2 separate regions of the Homo sapiens genome follow, and region 2 is linked to region 1. Evidence: read pairs that join two places in POLR2A ChIA-PET (ENCODE). Cell type or tissue: A673. All regions are shown on one strand. Each heading gives the region's core, and the rest is flanking DNA. Links, peaks and the distances in the headings are about the cores only.

The links. ChIA-PET counts read pairs that join two places held together with the same protein. Peaks named below come from ENCODE experiments on the same cell type or tissue, not always from the same donor. Only the 100,000 strongest peaks of a DNase experiment are listed, where the experiment ranks them.
Region 2: POLR2A ChIA-PET joins it to region 1 with 12 read pairs; 2 of 35 experiments call an interaction of 5 or more read pairs at or near these places.

Annotation. Positions count from the first base shown.
Region 1 is chr2:224,790,730-224,798,729 of GRCh38, reverse strand. DOCK10 (dedicator of cytokinesis 10) reads left to right here. Exons shown (of 56, transcript NM_014689.3): 42 at 761-898; 43 at 1,584-1,766; 44 at 2,304-2,414; 45 at 3,636-3,851; 46 at 5,273-5,330; 47 at 5,658-5,756. Among named protein-coding and RNA genes, the nearest start is that of CCDC195, 78 kb to the right of the region's middle. In A673, for the core only: no CTCF peak of the experiment used is centred there; no DNase peak of the experiment used is centred there.
Region 2 is chr2:224,673,907-224,684,640 of GRCh38, reverse strand. LOC105373910 (a long non-coding RNA gene) reads right to left here and starts at 6,045. Exons shown (of 3, transcript XR_923956.2): 1 at 5,895-6,045. In A673, for the core only: no CTCF peak of the experiment used is centred there; a DNase peak (open chromatin) is centred at 6,160.

The DNA of each region.
Region 1 (8,000 bases), core at 1-8,000:
AGCCCTGGAAGTGGAGGCTGCCGTGAGCTATGATGGTGCCACGACACTCCTGCTTAGGTGACAGAGTGAGACCTTGTCTCAAAAAAAAAAAAAAAGATTGAGCCAGGAAAACTTGGATTCTTTGAATAAAGTCTACACAGAACAGCATAATTATGCCAAGAAAGCCCTATTTCAGATGAAATGTCAGCATGGTGGTAGAGAAAGTAATGACTATATTGATTCTTATTGGGCCATGAAAATGTCACTCAAATCTCACAAATTTTAAGGATTTTACTAGTGCCTTCAAGAACCTGTGACCTCTCTCCCATTTCTCCCCGGCCCCACCCAACTCGCCATTGCATCAGCTACTTTTCTTTCTCAACCTTGAACTCATAAGCTCCTTTCCAAATCAAGGCCCTTTTACTAGCTGTTTCTCCCCCACAGGACAGTCCTCCCAGATCTCTCCAGGGCAGGCCCCTTTGAGCTCACATGCCAATTTTCCATTAGAGAGGTCTTTGCTGACTACCCTATGGAAGTAATCCTACCCCCAAAGCAACTACTTTCAATCACATCATCCTAGTCTATTTCCATTTGTCATGTTTTTTTCAATCACTGCTATGTAAGTTTCACAGTAAACATGAACTGTGTCTCCTTGTTCAATCCTTTATTTCTAGCACTCAAAATAGTGCCTTACCACATGACAGGTTCACAATAAATATTTTTTGATAGAATGAAAATTTTCTTTCACTTATCCTGAATAACATCTGCATTGAATTTCCAGAGACAACTCCAACAATGTGACTGTCAAAATTCATTGATGAAAAGGGTCTTTGATACCTACATGCTCTTTTTCCAAGTCAATCAGTCAGCCACAGCGCTGAAGCATGTGTTTGCCTCCTTGAGACTGTTTGTATGCAAGGTAAGGATCTCCAGGTTTCAATGAAGTTTAGGTAGGATGACAGTAAACCCATAGAATAGTAAACCTATAGGAATCCTTGCGTTTCTCAGTAGGGAGGGAAGAAGGATTGTTTTCTTCAATTTGGGTTTTATTAGACATTGATTCCTGGTCTCAAAATGAGTGCACAGCCTTGACAATCTGTCTGCTCAAATACCAGAAGATATTAGCATCTGGTGACAATTAGCATCTGGTCACCAATTCTTTGAGTTATCTGTGTTTGCGGCACCAAGTTAGGTAAAATGCACCCCTTGAACTTAAAGGGGTGCATATCAAGTTAAAGATTCCACATTAAAGTGGATACAGCCACCGCCTTTGAGGACGCTTGTAAATAACACCTGTGATCTTAACAATGTCAGGTGAATTGAGGTCATTTCAAAGCTCTCACTGTTATTTTGGATTGTCATCAGTTACTGATACAAAGGATACTTATACAATGTAGAGAATAATTCTATCTAGGAAAAAAGACAAATGCTAACATAGGCCTTAACAAATTCTATCCTCCTCACTTGCAAATGAAAAAAAAAAAATAGACCAAGTTAAAAAAAAAAAGGAGAGGGATTTTGTTTTAGGGAATTTTAAAATATGAGAATGAACAGAGCAAAATGAAGGCATGTTGCTCCCTTCACCCGTTCTTCCATTTCTGCAGTTTCCTTCAGCGTTCTTTCAAGGGCCTGCTGACCTCTGTGGATCATTCTGTTACGAAGTCCTAAAATGCTGTAACCACAGGTCACGGTCAACTCAGACAGAAGCCTCAGCCCTTCTGTACTTTTTCATGAGGAAGAATTTTGAATTTAACAAGCAGAAGTCAATTGTCCGGTCCCACTTACAAGTAAGTGCTGCCAATTTTCATTAATGCTGTTGTTAAAACCACTGATCTGTTTCAGCAGTGCTTAAAGCCTACTGTCCTCAGGGCAAGCCGTCACTAACTCCTCCACTAGCGTCCTCCTTAAAGACGCCCACAGCATTCAGTTCTGTTTAATAGTAGGGGCACAGCTGGGCAGAAATCAGCAGAGCCCTATCTCCACTTGTACTTTCCTTTCTTCTGCCAGGAAATAGAATCATATGGAGTAAACAACTCAGGAAACCATGGCTAGCTCCAACAGGTCAAACCCCGCCAAATTCCAAACGTAATTTTTTTTCTTCTAGGCATCCCAAGATTCCAAGATTCCTGCAGCCTCTCTTAGGTATTTAAGATTATAGGAAACACCCTAGATTTAATAATACGTTCTGGAGCTTTAATACATAAACACTTCTTTTATTGGACCTACAGGGAGAAACTAATAATACATTTACCCAGCCCAGTGGATTTCTTTAAGAAGACTATTTCTGGTCTTGTTTTTGAGAGTTCATTTTTTTTCTTTTCTAGCTCATCAAAGCTGTGAGCCAGTTAATAGCCGATGCTGGGATTGGAGGCTCTCGGTTTCAACATTCGCTTGCAATTACCAATAATTTCGCCAATGGAGATAAGCAAATGAAAGTAAGAAATGCTTTGTGGGCTTTTACTGCAGAATTTTTTTAAATCTGAAGTGGATTCTTTTTGTGAGATATCAAAATCATAAAAATAGATTGGGTACAGTGGTTCACGCCTGTATTCCCAACACTTTGAGAAGCCAAGGCAGGAGGATCGCTTGAGGCCAGGAGTTTGAGTTGAGGCTGCAGTGAGCTATGATGGCACCATTGCACTCCAGCATGGGTAACAGAGCAAGACCTTGTCTCTAAAATAATAATAATAATAATAATAATAATTGTTTATTTTGTTTATTGAGACTTTGAGCTTTGAGCACTCCTCAAAGTAAACTATCAAGTTTATTGTTTGAATCGTTAAGCAGCTCTTACACTTTAAGCATGTGATCTGTTAAGAGGCATTCCCAATATGTGTGGTTGAATGGCCTAGAACAAGAGGATTTACCATAAATATCCAGAAATACAATGACACTCCTAACTCTATTTGGGGGAAAATTCATCTTATCTTTTGTTTAGCACTTTCTGAAGACTTCTCCTGTAGTCATTATACTGAAAAGTCCAAGTCTAGAGCCAGGCTTCAGTCATGGCTGGACCCAGGGATTAAAATAATTTTCAGACCCATCCCTCTACTGCCTCGATCTTGCCTCTCTCACTGTCTGTCAGCTCAGCTTTCCTCTTTGTTTACTTCATTTCCAGACAGGCTATCCCCCTGGGCATGTTCTCAGAAATTCTGAGGACCTTGGTAGTATCTTATGAGTAGAAAATCACCTTGTTTGATAGTTCCAATTAAAGTCCCACAACTGAATCTCTTTGATCCAAGCTTAAATAATATGCTTATCCCTAAACCAATCACTGTAGCTTGGAGGATCAAAAAATAGAATTGGCCAGGCCAGTGTTATATGCCATCCATGGTCTCTAGGAGTAAAGTCAGACCTGTTCAAATCACATGAGCTAGAGTCAGGAAGGGGAATATATCTCAAAGACAATCAGGACGTTTCACCAGAAGAAGGTGTTCTTGAAGACAAAAGAATAGAGGCTCCTGAAATGTTTATCTTCAAATGTGTGTATCCACAGTCACAAAACATAGAATGCACATATATAGAATGCACTCATTTATAACTATATATAGAATGCTCCAAACTGTGATGCGTAGCCATAATTAATAGCATAACTTAAAGTCAGTTAACCTATAGATTCTAAACAGATAATGACCCAGGCTCTCTCTTTTCCAAAGAACAGCAATTTCCCAGCAGAGGTGAAGGACCTGACTAAGCGTATAAGGACTGTTTTGATGGCCACAGCTCAGATGAAGGAGCACGAGAAGGACCCCGAGATGCTGGTGGATCTCCAGTACAGCCTGGCAAACTCCTACGCAAGCACTCCTGAACTACGCAGGACCTGGCTGGAAAGTATGGCCAAGATTCATGCCAGAAACGGAGATTTATCTGAGGTGATTAGCCAAGGCTTGGTCATTTACCATCAGTATTGTCCTCTTTATCAGGAAAATTGGATTTTCATTTACAGCATGGACTAGAAAAGGATGCCATGTTTTTCAACTAATCTAGAAATGACTCAGTTATATATCATATACAATACATTTCCATATAGCATTCAAGGATACCTAACGCTAAGTAAATGATATCAAATAAAGGCCAGAGTCAGTGGGGGCAACTGCAGGTGTAGAAATTGTAATGCAACGCTGAATGCTAAAAACCTGAGGCTAAGGAGGGGTGTGGTAAGGGTGTCTGGGAATTGAGTCGTTAAATTAATGTTCTGTGTTTTAAAACTTCTTCTCTGCAACTAGAGTTGAATGGGGAAGCTTGCCACCATAGTGAGTTAACTCAGGCAGGGGGAATCAGTCCTCATTTACAGCTAGTTTGAACTGGCCATGGAAAAATGAATGATCCTTAGCACCATGTGAGGAGAGTCCACTGCACGAGGATTATAAGTCAACACTTAACTTTTTATGTCAGTTTCAATACTGGGTGGATCATAAGCAGCAATTCATAGCACCCAAGGTCTTCTTAGTACCAAATGGGAAGTTCTACGCTATTCTGGAACTATGTCCCTTTGGGGAAGAGATTAATTTGTCTAGGATAGTCCTAAACTCTGAAGCTCTTCTAAACACATGTGGTAATCAGGGACTCTGGAATGGAAACCAGAAGGCTGGCTTGGCAGCAATTTAGTGAGGACAAGAATGAGAAGCCCTTGGGCTGCTCTGAAAATGATGAAATTTCTCCATAAAACCTCAAAAGGAAAAAGCTGAAGTCATTTGGAATCTTTAGCAAGTCGAGTTTTAATATGTGTTCAGCAACGTTCAGGGCTTCATAAGAGACAGATTAAAATATAACATCAGCCATATAATCTAGTTTGTGGGGAGCACGGGTGTTACATTGTGTCACACTAGTCAATCAAGTACTCGTGAGGTGACCATTTTAAAGGCAACACAAATTCAGAGGGGCTATTCCAGGAGGTTAAAAAAAAACTTATTTAGAAGGCAGATATTTTTATTTCCACTTTATATCTAAATACTAGAGTTATAGTTTTAATTTTAAAAGGAGACTTATGATTTATTTTTAATCTAGGCTTAGACTTTAAGGGAGGAAGAGAATTCTATGGGAAAATTCTTTGGGCCAGCTCCTTCACCCATCTCCAAACTAACCAAGAACAAACAAACAAAAACCCAAATATTCATTTTATTCTTGATGGTGAATTTTTTTGGAAATACAATTGATCCTTGCTTTCAATTTGGTGATTACAAAGGATCCTTCTAACATATTCTGATATGGAATACTGACTCGCCTTGGAAGATTAGCCCTAATTATATTAAACTCCATCCCCTGAGCCTCTTTATTTTCTTTCTCATTACAGGCTGCCATGTGTTACATCCATATTGCTGCTCTCATTGCAGAGTATCTGAAAAGAAAGGGTAAGATGACCACATGAGGGAGGCAAAAAGCCTAGATATCAACACATTGAAGCCTAATAGAAATAATGTATTAATTTTACATTTTATTAATCTGTTATGTTTAAGTAATAATCGCTTTCACAGATACTTCTAATTATGCTGTACTTTAAACATTTTAAGTCTATCATGCCATTGACTTATTTATTCTATGTACAGCAAAGGCTAACTGGATGGTCAACTTCTTAGTTCAAAACGAGAATGCATCATTGGCTAACGATTTGTAGTCTCTAAAGCTTGTATTAACATAAACATGTAGCAATGTCCTAACCTCATCTTGCACTACCATAGGTTACTGGAAAGTGGAAAAGATTTGCACAGCATCCCTGCTCTCGGAGGATACCCACCCCTGTGATAGCAACTCATTACTAACAACTCCCAGTGGAGGAAGTGAGTGACCTAACTGCTCATTTATCCCAATGCAGAGGAAATCCACTTGCTGCTCAAATTCTACTTCAGTGAAACCTTCTTAAATATATTCTTAGAAGCAAAAACTGTCTCAGATCTACCCAACTTACTCTGCAAAAAACTTAAACTCCTGCCATTCAGAAATCCCATCCAAAATTTATAAAATTTAAATAACTGAAAAGTTGTCAGCAAATAGAACTGTATGTTCTCCAACATTCAAGTTTATGAGTTACAGCCATATTTAGCTACCAATCTGCATGCCAGTCTGCCATAGGGATGTTTATTCTGAAATTGGTAAATTGTTTGAAATTGCAAGAGGAATCTATTTTAATTTTTAAATGTAATAAAACTGTTTATTCCAAATAAAAGATAGGGCCAGGCGCGGTGGCTCACGCCTGTAATCCCAGCACTTGGGAGGCCAAGGTGAGCAGATCACTTGAAGTCAGAAGTCCGAGACCAGCCTGGCCAACATGGTGAAGCCTGGTCTCTACTAAAAATACAAAATTTAGCTGGGCATGGTGGCAGGCACCTGTTATCCCAGCTACTTGGGAGACTGAAGCAGGAGAATCACTTGAACCCAGGAGGCGGAGGTTGCAGTGAGCCAAGATAGCACCACTGTACACCAGCCTGGGCAACAGAGTGAGACTCCGTCTCCAAAAAAATAAAAAGAAAAATGAAGATATATACATATATATATTCTATATATGTAGGACTTTATAATCAGCATGTTCCATTTCATTTTTAAAAAGTATAAACTGACAATTTATAACATATGGCTTATGGTACAGATTTCCTTTAGAAATATTCCATCATTAATGTCTGATTTTTTGAAATTATAATAATGACTAAAGAGTTACTCTTTGCACAAAAAAGTGAGTGATATAGTTTACACATTAAATCTACATTCAATTGCAAAAATTTGTTTGAATCCAAATTTTATGAACTGTAGTCTCTTTGATAACACTGGTTTAACTTTCCAAATGCAGTGGAAAACTCCGTGTACAAACAACATTTTTAGATGTTGAAATACATTTTTAGATGTTGAAAATCAAAAGACTTAAACGAAATGTAAATGGACTTTACTTGCTATATTTCAGAAACATAATTCATCCCTTATTCATTTAAATATTTGTATGTTTTCTAAAAGGTCTCACTGGATTTTGCATATAAGACATTTGAACTGGCCAGGTGCCATGACTCACGCCTGTAATCCCAGCACTTTGGGAGACCAAGGCAGGTGGATCACAAGGTCAGGAGTTCAAGACCAGCCTGGCCAAGATGATGAAACCCCGTCTCTACTAAAAATACAAAAAAAAAAAAAAAATTAGCCGGGCGTGGTGGCAGGTGCCTATAAATCCCAGCTACTCAGGAGGCTGAGGCAGAGAATTGCTTGAACCCAGGAGGTGGAGGTTGCAGCGAGCTGAGATCACGCCACTGCACTCTAGCCTGGACAACAGAGCAAGACTCCATCTCAAAAAAAAAAAAAAGACTTTTGAACCAAATGACCAAAGCAAACTGAGAGACAGTGAGGTCACTTGTTTAAGGACCTTGGAGAAGAAGCCAGATGTGGCACCCTATGGCACCCATGGCTCATGTCCACCCAAAAATTCAGGAATCTTCTTGCTTAGTGTCACACTTCCTATGTAGCCTGATATTTATATGCATGTCATCAAACACATCATTGCCTTATTTAACATGCCCTTCCTCCTCATCTATTGCTTATCATAACCAGATGCCGTAACGTTCCATAAAGACTTTCAAATTCTAAGAACAAAATTGAAGAAAACCAGTAAAGGCAGGTGTTAGTTTGAGAACTTGTGGAAACTTAGATACCAAAAAGTTGTGTGAATCTTTAATATTCAAAATGCTTTAAATGCCCAATGTTAGACCTAAGGTGATATGAGAATATAATGTATGTCCATCAAGAAAAGGATATATTTGTTGAGTAAACTTTAAAATTAGGAAGGTGATCATCTATGATACATTAACATATATCTGATGATACATTAGCTGATGATATATGCTATGATATATTAGCATATTCTAATTAGCATATATCATCAGCATATATGGGAATGTCATTGGCATGTATTTGAAGCCCTTAATATACTTTTCTATTTTGATATTTTTGAGTCAAAGGAGTAAATTATCCCTTCCCTACAATGTTCACAATTGTATGAATATAGGTGAAGATAGGCGACCCCAGAAAGTACAGCTGCTTCAGTT
Region 2 (10,734 bases), core at 1,662-9,661, 120 kb after region 1:
GACTGGGTAATGAATTTAAAAAACAGGTTTATTTTGGCTTATGTTTCCACAGGCTGTACAAGCATGGCACCAACATCTCTTTGGTTTCTGGTGAGAGCCTCAGGAAGTTTCCACTCATAGCGGAAGGCAAAAGGAGAGCCAGGGTACGACATGGAGAGGGAAGAAGCAAAAGAGCAAGGAGGAAGTGCCAGGCGCCTTTAAACAACCAGCTCTCGTGTGAACTCAGGGTGAGAACTAACTCATTACTGTGAGGAGGGTACCGAGCCATTCATGAGGGATCTGTCCCTCTCACCCAAAAAATTTATTTTGCTGTTGTATTGGGTTTCTATTGCTGCCATAACAAATCACCACAAACTTAGTAGCTTAAAACAATACAAATTTACTATCTTACTGTTCTGTAAGGCCAAAAATCCAACAAAGGTTTCCCTTGGCAAAAATCAAGGTTTTGGCAGGGTTGCGTTCCTTTCTAAAGACGGGGAGCTTTGGGAGGCTGAGGTGGGCTGACGGCTTGAGTCCAGTAGTTCAAGACCAACCTGGGCAACATAGCAAAACTCCTTAGCTACGAAAAAATACAAAAAATTAGCTGGGTATGGTGGTGTGAGTCTGTGGTCCCAGCTACCCGGGAGACTGAGGTGGGAGTATCGCCTGAGCCTGGGAGGCAAAGGTTGCAGTGAGCCAAGATTGTGCCACTACACTCCAACCTGGGAAACAGACCAAGATTCTGTCTCAAAATAAATAAATAAATAAAGAGTAGCTGGGTGTGGTGGCTCACACCTGTAATCCCAGCACTTTGGGAGGCCAAGGCAGGTGGATCACCTGAGGTCAGGAGTTCAAGACCAGCCTGGCCAACATGGTGAAACCCTGTCTCTACTAAAAATAAAAAAAATTAGCTGGGTGTGGTGGCAGATGTCTGTAATCCCAGCTACTTGGGAGGCTGAGGCACAAGAATGGCTTGAACCCAGGAGGTTGCAATGAGCCAAGATGGTGCCACTGCACTCCAGCCTGGGGTGACAGAGTGAGACTCTGTCTCAAGAAATAAAATAAAATAAATAAAGACTGTGGAGAATTCATTGTCTTGCTTTTTCCTGCTTCTAGAAGTCATCCACATTCCTTAACTCACAGCCTCCTTCCTCTATCTTCAAAGTCAGTAATGGGTGGAGGTCTTACATTACATAATTCTGATCTCCCTTTTGCCTCTCTCTCCTGCTTTTAAGAACCTTTGTGATTACACTGAGTCCACACAAATAATCCAGAATAATCTCCCTATCTCAAGGAGATTTAAGCAAATCTTCAAATTTCCTTTTGTCATATAAAGTAGCATATTCATAGGTTTCAGGAATTCAGATGTGGAAATCTTTGGTAGTACATTATTCTGCCTAGCACAGTGCTTAAGATATATGCATTTTACTCTGTGTAAATTATACCTCAACAAAAAAATAAAGTTTTTCAAAGAGAAAAGAAAAATACCAGGCAGAAATCTTCATAAAAACCCTCAGAATGTCAAGCTTGATGAAGTAATTCATCAAAACAGAAGCCAAACAGAATTCAAACTATTAAAAGTTAATTCATAGCTCACTCAGTAGTCTAACATAAAAAACCAGTCCCTTTAGGAGTAAATCAACTTCCCCAACTTATGTTTTGATTCAGTTGAAGGACATATGCAAAATCTACGTAAAGTGTAATTCAATACGTAAAAATGTTATGATGCCTAAGAACCAATTAATCTGTGATTGTCTCATGTCCCTTCTCATATCTCGTCCCAGAGACTGTTAACTGTTATTTGATAATATGGATCATTTAATTTGTACCTCACTTTGACTTTTAATTGGATAAATGAGCCAAGACATAAATCATTATCTCAATCTTGAAGGTTTTTATATTGATATTTCAGCCAAAAATTGCAATTGAATTGAAAAGTTCATTAGATTTAAATGTTTTTAAAATGCAAAAATATTAGATGGTGGTAAAATAAATGAAAATAGATGCAAAAAATGGTGTCAACCTTATTTTTAATGGTAGTTTAGCTATTGCTTTGTTCACATTAAAATATATTCACAACAGATACTTACTATGTATAATAGATTAGTCGTATTTGCCTAATAAGAAAATAAATACTCCACCATATGGTCTCAGTTACATTTGCACTATTTTGCCAACGTGTATTATCACATTCCCTTGAGGAGAAATAACTCTGTGGATTAAGCTCAGAAAATAATATAAAATGAAAAATTATGCCTCTAGCCCTATTTCAGAGTAATCCTGCTTGCCTGCATGTGCACCTGCTGTCCTGCTAGAGATCTCAGCCATCTGGGTTGTAGCATACCCCTGGGGCTGGATATTGTGCCAAATATCTTTCACTAGAGGCAATATTGCTTCTTTGATGACTATAAGCCATGCTAAACCAGAACATAGGAGTTTTCCAGCTAAGGACACTATCCATGTACACTGTTTGCCAGGCAACTTCTCACCACATTTGAGCAACAGAAATGCATTTTGGTCTTAGAAATTTGGGTAGGAAGGGACTTTTAAGGGCAGGAAATTTAACCCCAGGAAATAAAAATTCAAACACCAATATTGATAGGCAATTCTCAGATAGGAAAAGTCAATGTCTCAATTCATTTAAGCTGTTATAACAAAGTGCCATAAACTGGGTAGCTTACAAACAACAGAATTTATTTCTCTCCATTCTGGAGGCTGGAAAGTCCAAGATCCAGGCACATTCAATGTCTGGTGAGGGCCCATCTCTGGCTCATAGATGGTACTTCTTGCTGTGGCCTCACATGGCAGAAGAGGCCAAGGTCTCTCTGAGGTCTCTTTAAGGGCACAATAAGGGCACAATTCTATTCATGAGGACTCCATTCTTATGCCCTAGTCACCTCCTAAAGGCCCCACTCTATAGTTTGAATGTCCCCTCCCAAACTCATGTTGAAATTTAATTACTATCTTAACAGTATTATGAGGTGAGACCTTTAAGAGGTAATTAGGCCATGAGGGTCTATTTTCATGAATGGATTAATGCCATTATTAGGGTATGGCTTTGTTGTCATGGGAGTGGGTTCCTTATAAAAGAATGAGTTTGGCCCCTTTTGTCTCTCTCTCTCTCTCTCTCTCTCTCTCGCTGTCTTGGATCTTACACCTTCTACCGTGGGATGATGCAGCAAGAAGACCCTTGCTGGAGACCAAGCCCTGGATCTTGGAATTCCCAGCCTTGAAAACGGTAAGAAATTAATTGCTGTTCATTATAAATTACCCAGTCACAGGTATTCTCTTGTAGCAGCAGAAATGGACTACCTCCTTATATCCCACCCCTAATACCATCACTTTGGGGGTTAGGATTTCAATATATGAATTTAGAGGGGGCCAGACATGGTGGCTCATGCCTGTAATCCCAGCACTTTGGGAGGCCGAGGCGGGTGGATCACCTGAGGTCAGGAGTTCAAGACCAGCCTGGCCAACATGGGGAAACCTTGTCTCTACTGAAAATACAAAAATTCGCTGGGTGTGGTGGTGGGCAGTCCCAGCTACTCGGTAGGCTGAGGCAGGAGAATCACTTGAACCCAGGAGGTGGAGGTTATAGTGAGCCTGGATTGTGCCATTGCACTCCAGCACTCCAGCCTGGGCAACAAGAGCGAGACTCTGTCTTAAAAAAATAATAATAATTTAGAGGGAGACACAAACATTCTGATCACAGCAATCACTTTCCCAAAGTCATACTGACACTAAGTAACACAGACAGGGTTTGAATTCAGGCAGTCTGACTCCTGTGGAACTAGCCACTATTTGATGCTGCCTCCCAAGCCACAAAAATCATGGCCATACATGTATCCATCTTAAAATAATTCTTCCTCCATTCTCCACACATTGGTCTGGACAAGGAGGAGAGAGCACAGGGCTCTCTGGGCTTGATGATATCTGCTATAGAAGATCTAATTGCAGACTGACTCTAGGTTGGAGGATCCTCAATAATTGCATGTGTCCCCGAGAATTTCCAGGCCAGTGAGGAAGCTCTAGAGGCATCTCAAGTTCACTTTGATTCAAAAAATAAAAACAAAATCCCGGGAAATACAAACAAAATTCCACTGAAGTGGACCACTAAGTTTCCCCAAGATGAATCCACTCAGCAAAACATGCCAGATTTTGAACACATTGGAAGAACCTACACTTTTGGGACTAGACAGATTTTAAGAAGGATTCAATGAGAGGACTCAGGTGTGTTATCCTCCACAGCTTCTCTTGCTTTCCAAACTGAGGGGCCATATACAGATAGCTAAAAGTACCAAGAATACTCAAAACTGCTGATACAATAGAAACATAGCTTTTGAAAGCCCAAATGTATGTTACAGCCTTATTTATTTATTTATTTATTTATTGATTCATTCATTCATTTTTGAGACAGAATCTTGCTCTGTCACCCAGGCTGGAGTGCAACAGCGCGATCTCGGCTCACTGCAACCTCTGCCTCCCAGGTTCAAGCAATTATCCCACCTCAGCCTCCTGAGTAGCTGGGATTACACGCACCCGCCATCATGCCCGGCTAATTTCTGTATTTTTGTAGAGACGGGGTTTCACCATGTTGGCCAGACTGGTCTTGAACTCCCGACCTCAGGTGATCCACCCTCCTCAGCCTCCCAAAGTGCTGGGATTACAGGAGTGAGCCACCACGCCTGGCCTACAGCCTTATTTTAACAGCAATTTGCCTGTACTAGAGCCAGACATTCAGGGACATACGGTGGTCACCTATCCTTTTCAGAAAGGCCATTTCATTTATTCAGGAAATCTTTTTTTTTTTTTTTTTCAAGGCAGGATCTTGCTCTGCCACGCAAGCTGGTGTGCTGTGGAGTTACCATAGCTAACTGCAGCCTCAACCTCCTAGGCTCAAGAGATCCACCCACCTCAGCCTCTCAAGTAGCTGGGACTACAGGTGTGCACCATCACACCCAGCTAATTTTTAAATTTTTTTGTAGAGAAGGCGTCTCACTTTGTTGCCCAAGCTGGTCTTGAACTCCTGGGCTCAAGTGATCCTCCCACCTTGGCCTTCCAAAATGCTAGAATTACACACGTGAGTCACTGTGCCTGGCCCCAGGAAATCTTAATTTAGCACTCACTATGGGTGAAGTGCTGCAGCCACACAGGGATTACTGCAGTGAACTGGACAGACTGGTCCCTGACTGGCTGGATTTTAGAGTATAGCTGGGGACACAGACAAAGAGATTTCCTAACGAAGCAAGAGATTTAAAAACAAACAGAAACAAACAAACAAAAAACACATAAATACTGGGCACGGTGACTCATGCCTGCAATCCCAGCACTTTGGGAGGCCAAGGTGGGTGGATCCCTTGAGGCCAGGAATTTGAGACCAGCCTGGGCAACATGGTGAAACCCCATCTCTACTAAAAATACAAAAACGTTAGCCAGGTGTTTTAGCACATGCCTGTAATCCCAGCTACTCAGGAGGCTGAAGCACGAGAATTGCTTGAGGCCCGAGAATCACTTGAACCTGGAAGGCAGAGTTTGCAATGAGCCAAGATTGTGCCACTGCACTCCATCCTGGGTGACAGAGTGAGACTCTGTCTATAAACACACACACACACACACACACACACACACACAAATACTACTGTAATAAGTTTTGAGGAAAAAAATCCATTAAGTGCTAAATGGAGAAAAATTAGGTCCAGTTTTAGGAAAGGTTGAAGGGTGAGATGGAGGCAATTTTCAAAGAACCGAGAGTAAAGTCTACAGGGAAATGGAAGAATAATTTACATTCCAGGTGCAAGTAGTCATCCCATCCCCAAACCCACAGAAGCTATTTTCCTACTACCAGGGCCCCTTGATCTTTCACGAGGGAGAATAAATAGTAGGCAAAATCACCCCAGAATAAGATTTTAGCTTACCTTTTTAAGATCTCAGACCAGAACCTTCATCTACACATCTTGACCTCATAAGAAAGTTCAATATAGGGTGAAGAACTGAACCTTCCCAATACCAAGGCTGTAGCCCCAACCCTGTCCCTTCTCAGGGCGTGCCCTGGTTAACTGTGCCTCTGTTCACTTAACAAGGCTGGGTCTCTATAAACTGCAGGCGTTGGATTATAAAGTCCCTTTCATCACTCATGCAGCTAGTGATTAACTGACAATTGCAAGCTTGTGCAACCCCTTAATCTTTTTTATTGCATCACGTAAGCCATGCTATATTATATAGTTTCTCTTTCATATTATTGGCTTTTAAGAGCTTACCCCTGTGGTTTCTGCAAATGGATAAAAGACAGAGCCACTCCAAATGGTTCCTCACTTCCCAAACATCACAAGTAAACAAGTGATCTTTCCATAAATGTCTTACCTTGCAATTGCCCATTACAATTTGTCCTTGGTAGAGAGTTAACCTCTCATTTTCCCACATTATTAATTCCATGTGGCATTTTTTTCCAGTTCTGTTCATGCATTCTCGAGATGCCTCCTTCAAAATTTCATTTTTACCTCATTTTCATTTATTTTCCAGGCTGACTGTACCACCTGTCACTGGCAAATCCAGGGAAGTTTATTCCAAGCTCAGCCCTATAGTACACTGCACGGGCACAGTGGTTTCTCCTCAGCATTTAGAGGCAATTTCCACTAGGTTGTTCTAATTCCCACTGAATGACCCATGTGTTCCAAATTAGGATACACTTTCTTTTTTTTTTTTTTTTTTTTTTTTTTTTTTTTTTTTTGAGACGGAGTCTGGTTCTGTCTCCCAGGCTGGAGTGCAGTGGCACAATCTCGGCTCACTGCAAGCTCCGCCTCCGGGGTTCACGCCATTCTCCTGCCTCAGCCTCCCGAGTAGCTGGGACTACAGGCGCCCGCCACCATGCCCGGCTCATTTTTTGTATTTTTCTTTTTTAGTAGAGATGGGGTTTCACCATGTTAGCCAGGATGGTCTCGACCTCGTGACCTCGTGATCCACCTGCCTCGGCCTCCCAAAGTGCTGGGATTACAGGCGTGAGCCACCGCGCGCAGACAGGACACACTTTTGTCCTAAAAAAAGGAAAATTTTGGCCCGGGCGTGGTGGCTCACGCCTGTAATCCCATCACTTGGGAGGCCACGAGGTCAGCAGATCGAGACCATCCTGTCTAACATTGTGAAACCCCATCTCTACTAAAAATACAAAAAATTAGCTGGGCGTGGTGATGGGCGCCTGTAGTACCAGCTACTCCGGAGGCTGAGGCAGGAGAATGATGGGAACCCAGGAGGCGGAGCCTGCAGTGAGCCGAGATCGTGCCACTCACTCCAGCCTGGGTGGCAAAGCCAGACGCCGTCTCAAAAAAAAAAAAAAAAGGCAAATTTTATCTTTCCATTTATAGTAAGTCAAAAACAGACAAAACTCGGCTACAGTTTTAGAAGTCGGGAGAGTGATTACCTGTGAGCAGGAGGGAGGGGCAGTGACTAGGAGGGGCATGGGGTGGGCTGCTGGCCTCTATAACGTTCTACTGCTTGACCAGAGCAGTGCTCATGGATTTGTCCACTTTGATAAGTCATCAATCTGTCCACTCTTGATTTTTACACCTTCTTTTTTTTTTTTTTCTTTTTTGAAACAGAGTCTCGCTCCATCACCCAGGCTGGAGTGAAGTGGCGCCATCTCGGCTCACTGCAACCTCTGCCTCCTGGGCTCAAGAGATTCTCGTGCCTCAGCCTCCCAAGCAGCTGGGATTACAAACATACGCCACCACGCCTGGCTAATTTTTGTAATTTTTAGTAGAGATGGGGTTTCACCATGTTGGCCAGGATGGGCTCCAACTCCTGGGCTCAAGCGATCTGCCTGCCTCAGCCTCCCAAAGGGCTGGGATTACAGGCGTAAGCCACCGCGCCCAGCCTTTTACACTTTCTTTTATACGTGTTGTCTTTTCATTTAAAAAATATCCATTAAAAAGTCAAAACTGTTCCCTACACTTTATTTAGTAATACAACCAACATAGGTAATTTAGTGGTTAAGAGTGTGGCCTCTGGAGTGAGACTTCCTGGAGCCTAACTCAGTTTCTCCTTTTTATTGCTTTTCTCTTCTGTAAACATAGAGAACATAGCTTTTCTCTTCTGTAAAATGGTAATGACAGTAATACCTACCTCAGAAGGTTGTTCTGAGGATTGAAAGAGTTACTGTCTATTAAGCCATTAAACAATGCTAGGCTCATTGAGGGCAGCGTTTAAATATTCTTTCTCATATAAAGAGGAATGAAACTTTAGTTGTACTCCTAAAGTCTGGAATCATTACCAGACTTCAATCCTGCCTCTGCTACTCCCTAGCTATGTTACCTGTGATGAGTGTCTTGACCTCTTTGTTCCACAGTTTAGCTACCTGTAAAATAGGGGAACTACCTGAATTTGAGGGCAGGTAGAGGTTATAACACGCATAGGACTTAATAGGCCACAGACTATGAAAAAAATTGGGCTTTTGTTCCCCTCAAAGTATAGTGGGAAGCCTTTCAAATGATTTTTTAAAAAATCTTTTGTTTTATATTTTCAAAGATTTTTTTTTTTTTGCTACTATATAGAAAGGAATGAGAAAAAGTAAGTCTGAAGGCAGGTAGACCAGGTAGGAAGGAGTCTAGGTAAGAGGCGAAGGTAGATTTGAACACAGAATTGACAATACCTGCTGATAGCTAGATGGGCATCACAAGGACTCTTAGGTTTCTGGCTTTAACAAGTCTTCATACAAGCTTTTCCCTCTGCTGGGAACTCTCCTCCTCCACTTTTCAGGTAGCTAGTTAATATGGTTTAGCTGTGTCCCCACCCAAATCTCATCTTGAACTATAGTTCCCATAATCTCCACGTGTCATGGGAGGGACCCAGTGGGAGGTAATCGAATCATGGGGGCCGTTACATCCATGCTATTCTCATGATGGTGAGTGAGTTCTTATGAGATCTAATTATTTTATAAGGGGCTTACCCTCTGCCTTCTCCTTGCTCTCCATTCACTCTGCACTTCTCCTTGCTGCCATCATGTGAAGAAGGATATGTTTGTTTCCCCTTCTGCCATGATCGTAAGTTTCCTGAGTCCTCCCCAGCCATGCCGAACTGTGAGTCAATTAAACCTCTTTCCTTTATAAATTATCCAGTCTCAGGGGATGTTCTTATCAGCAGTGTGAGAATGGACTAATACACTAATTTATTCCTACCTTTTAGATCTCAGCTTAAATGCCACTTTATCAGGCAAGCTGGCCCCAAGCAACCTATATGAAGTGAGTACCTCCCACCATTTTTCTTATTTACTTTGTAACTCTTTTCCTAATTCATAATCGTTTGATCTGCTCACCTGTTTTTCTCTGCCTTCACCAGTAGTACCTAAGCCCCAAGAGAGCAGGCACCGTGTCCATCCTGTTCTCCACTCTTTCCCTATTTCCTGGGACCTAAGAGCTCTCAACAAATACTAGATGGATGAAGGATGCATGATTTCCAAACAAGATGATTGTTATTATCTAACAAGAGGGAGGATTAACCCAGTATTTGGCCTATTCTTTTTAATATACTTTGACTTATTAATAGGAAAAGTTATATTATGCTGTGAGTAAATTTGTTCATTCTTATTTTATGTCAATTTTATAATCTTTTCAAACATGCATTCATTAAAAATACTAAACAAAACAAAGTTCTATGTTCTCTTGAGACTTATATTCTTTTTTTTTTTTTTTCTCAGAAATAGGGTCTTACTCTGTTGCCCAGGCTGGAGTGCAGAGGTGTGATCATAGCTCACTGCAGCATCCAACTCCTGGACTTAAGCAATACTCCTACCTCAGCCTCCCAAGTAGCTGGGACTACAGGTACACAACACCACACCTGGCTAATTTTGAGAGGGATGGTAGAACTTGGATGTCACCATGTTGCCCAGGCTGGCCTCAAACTCCTAGCCTCAAGTGATCCTTCCACTTCAGCCTCCCAAGGCATTGAAATTACAGATGTGAGCCACCGAGCTCAGCCCTGAAACTTATATTCTATTGATGAGTCAGACAATGGATATCAGACAAAATAAAGAAGTAAAGTATAGAGCACATTAAAAAGCGATAGGTGGGCTGGGCATGGTGGCTCATGCCTGTAATCCCAGCATTTTGGGAGGGCAAGGCAGGACAATCGCTTGAGGCCAAGAGTTTGAGACCAGGCTGGGCAACATGGTGAGACCCCGTCTCTACAAAAAAATTTAAAAATTCAATAAAAATTGTTAAGTGATAAGAGCTGTGGAAAAAGAAGGAACAGAGTAGGTGTAGTTCATTGCTACATTGGTAGCCCCCAAGGATCCTTACCTAATGGTGTTCATGCCTTTCTGTAGTTTGTCCCTTCCATGTCACCTCAAGCCTTGGTGATATGACTTGCTTTATCCAATGGGAAATTATCAAGCATGATGCAAACAGAGTTTGATAAGTGCTTGGACACTGGGACTTGACCGCTTGGAAAGCTCCTCCTTGGAAGCTATCTACCATGCTACAAAGAAGGCTGGGCTAGACTTGAATCATGAGATACCACGTGGAAAGGGGCCCTGGAGGAGGAGAGCAGCACATCTTGGACACTGCAGGCCCAGCTGAGATCTCGGATTAATACAGTTACAATCAGACCACAAAGCTGGGCCAGCCCTTTTCCCTGTTCTTTCATCTTTTTGGAATATTATTTAGTCTTTAAAAGGAAGGAAGCATGTTGTTACATGCTACAACACAAATGAACCTTGAACACACTATGCTAAGTGAAATAAGCTACTCACAAAAGAACACATACTCT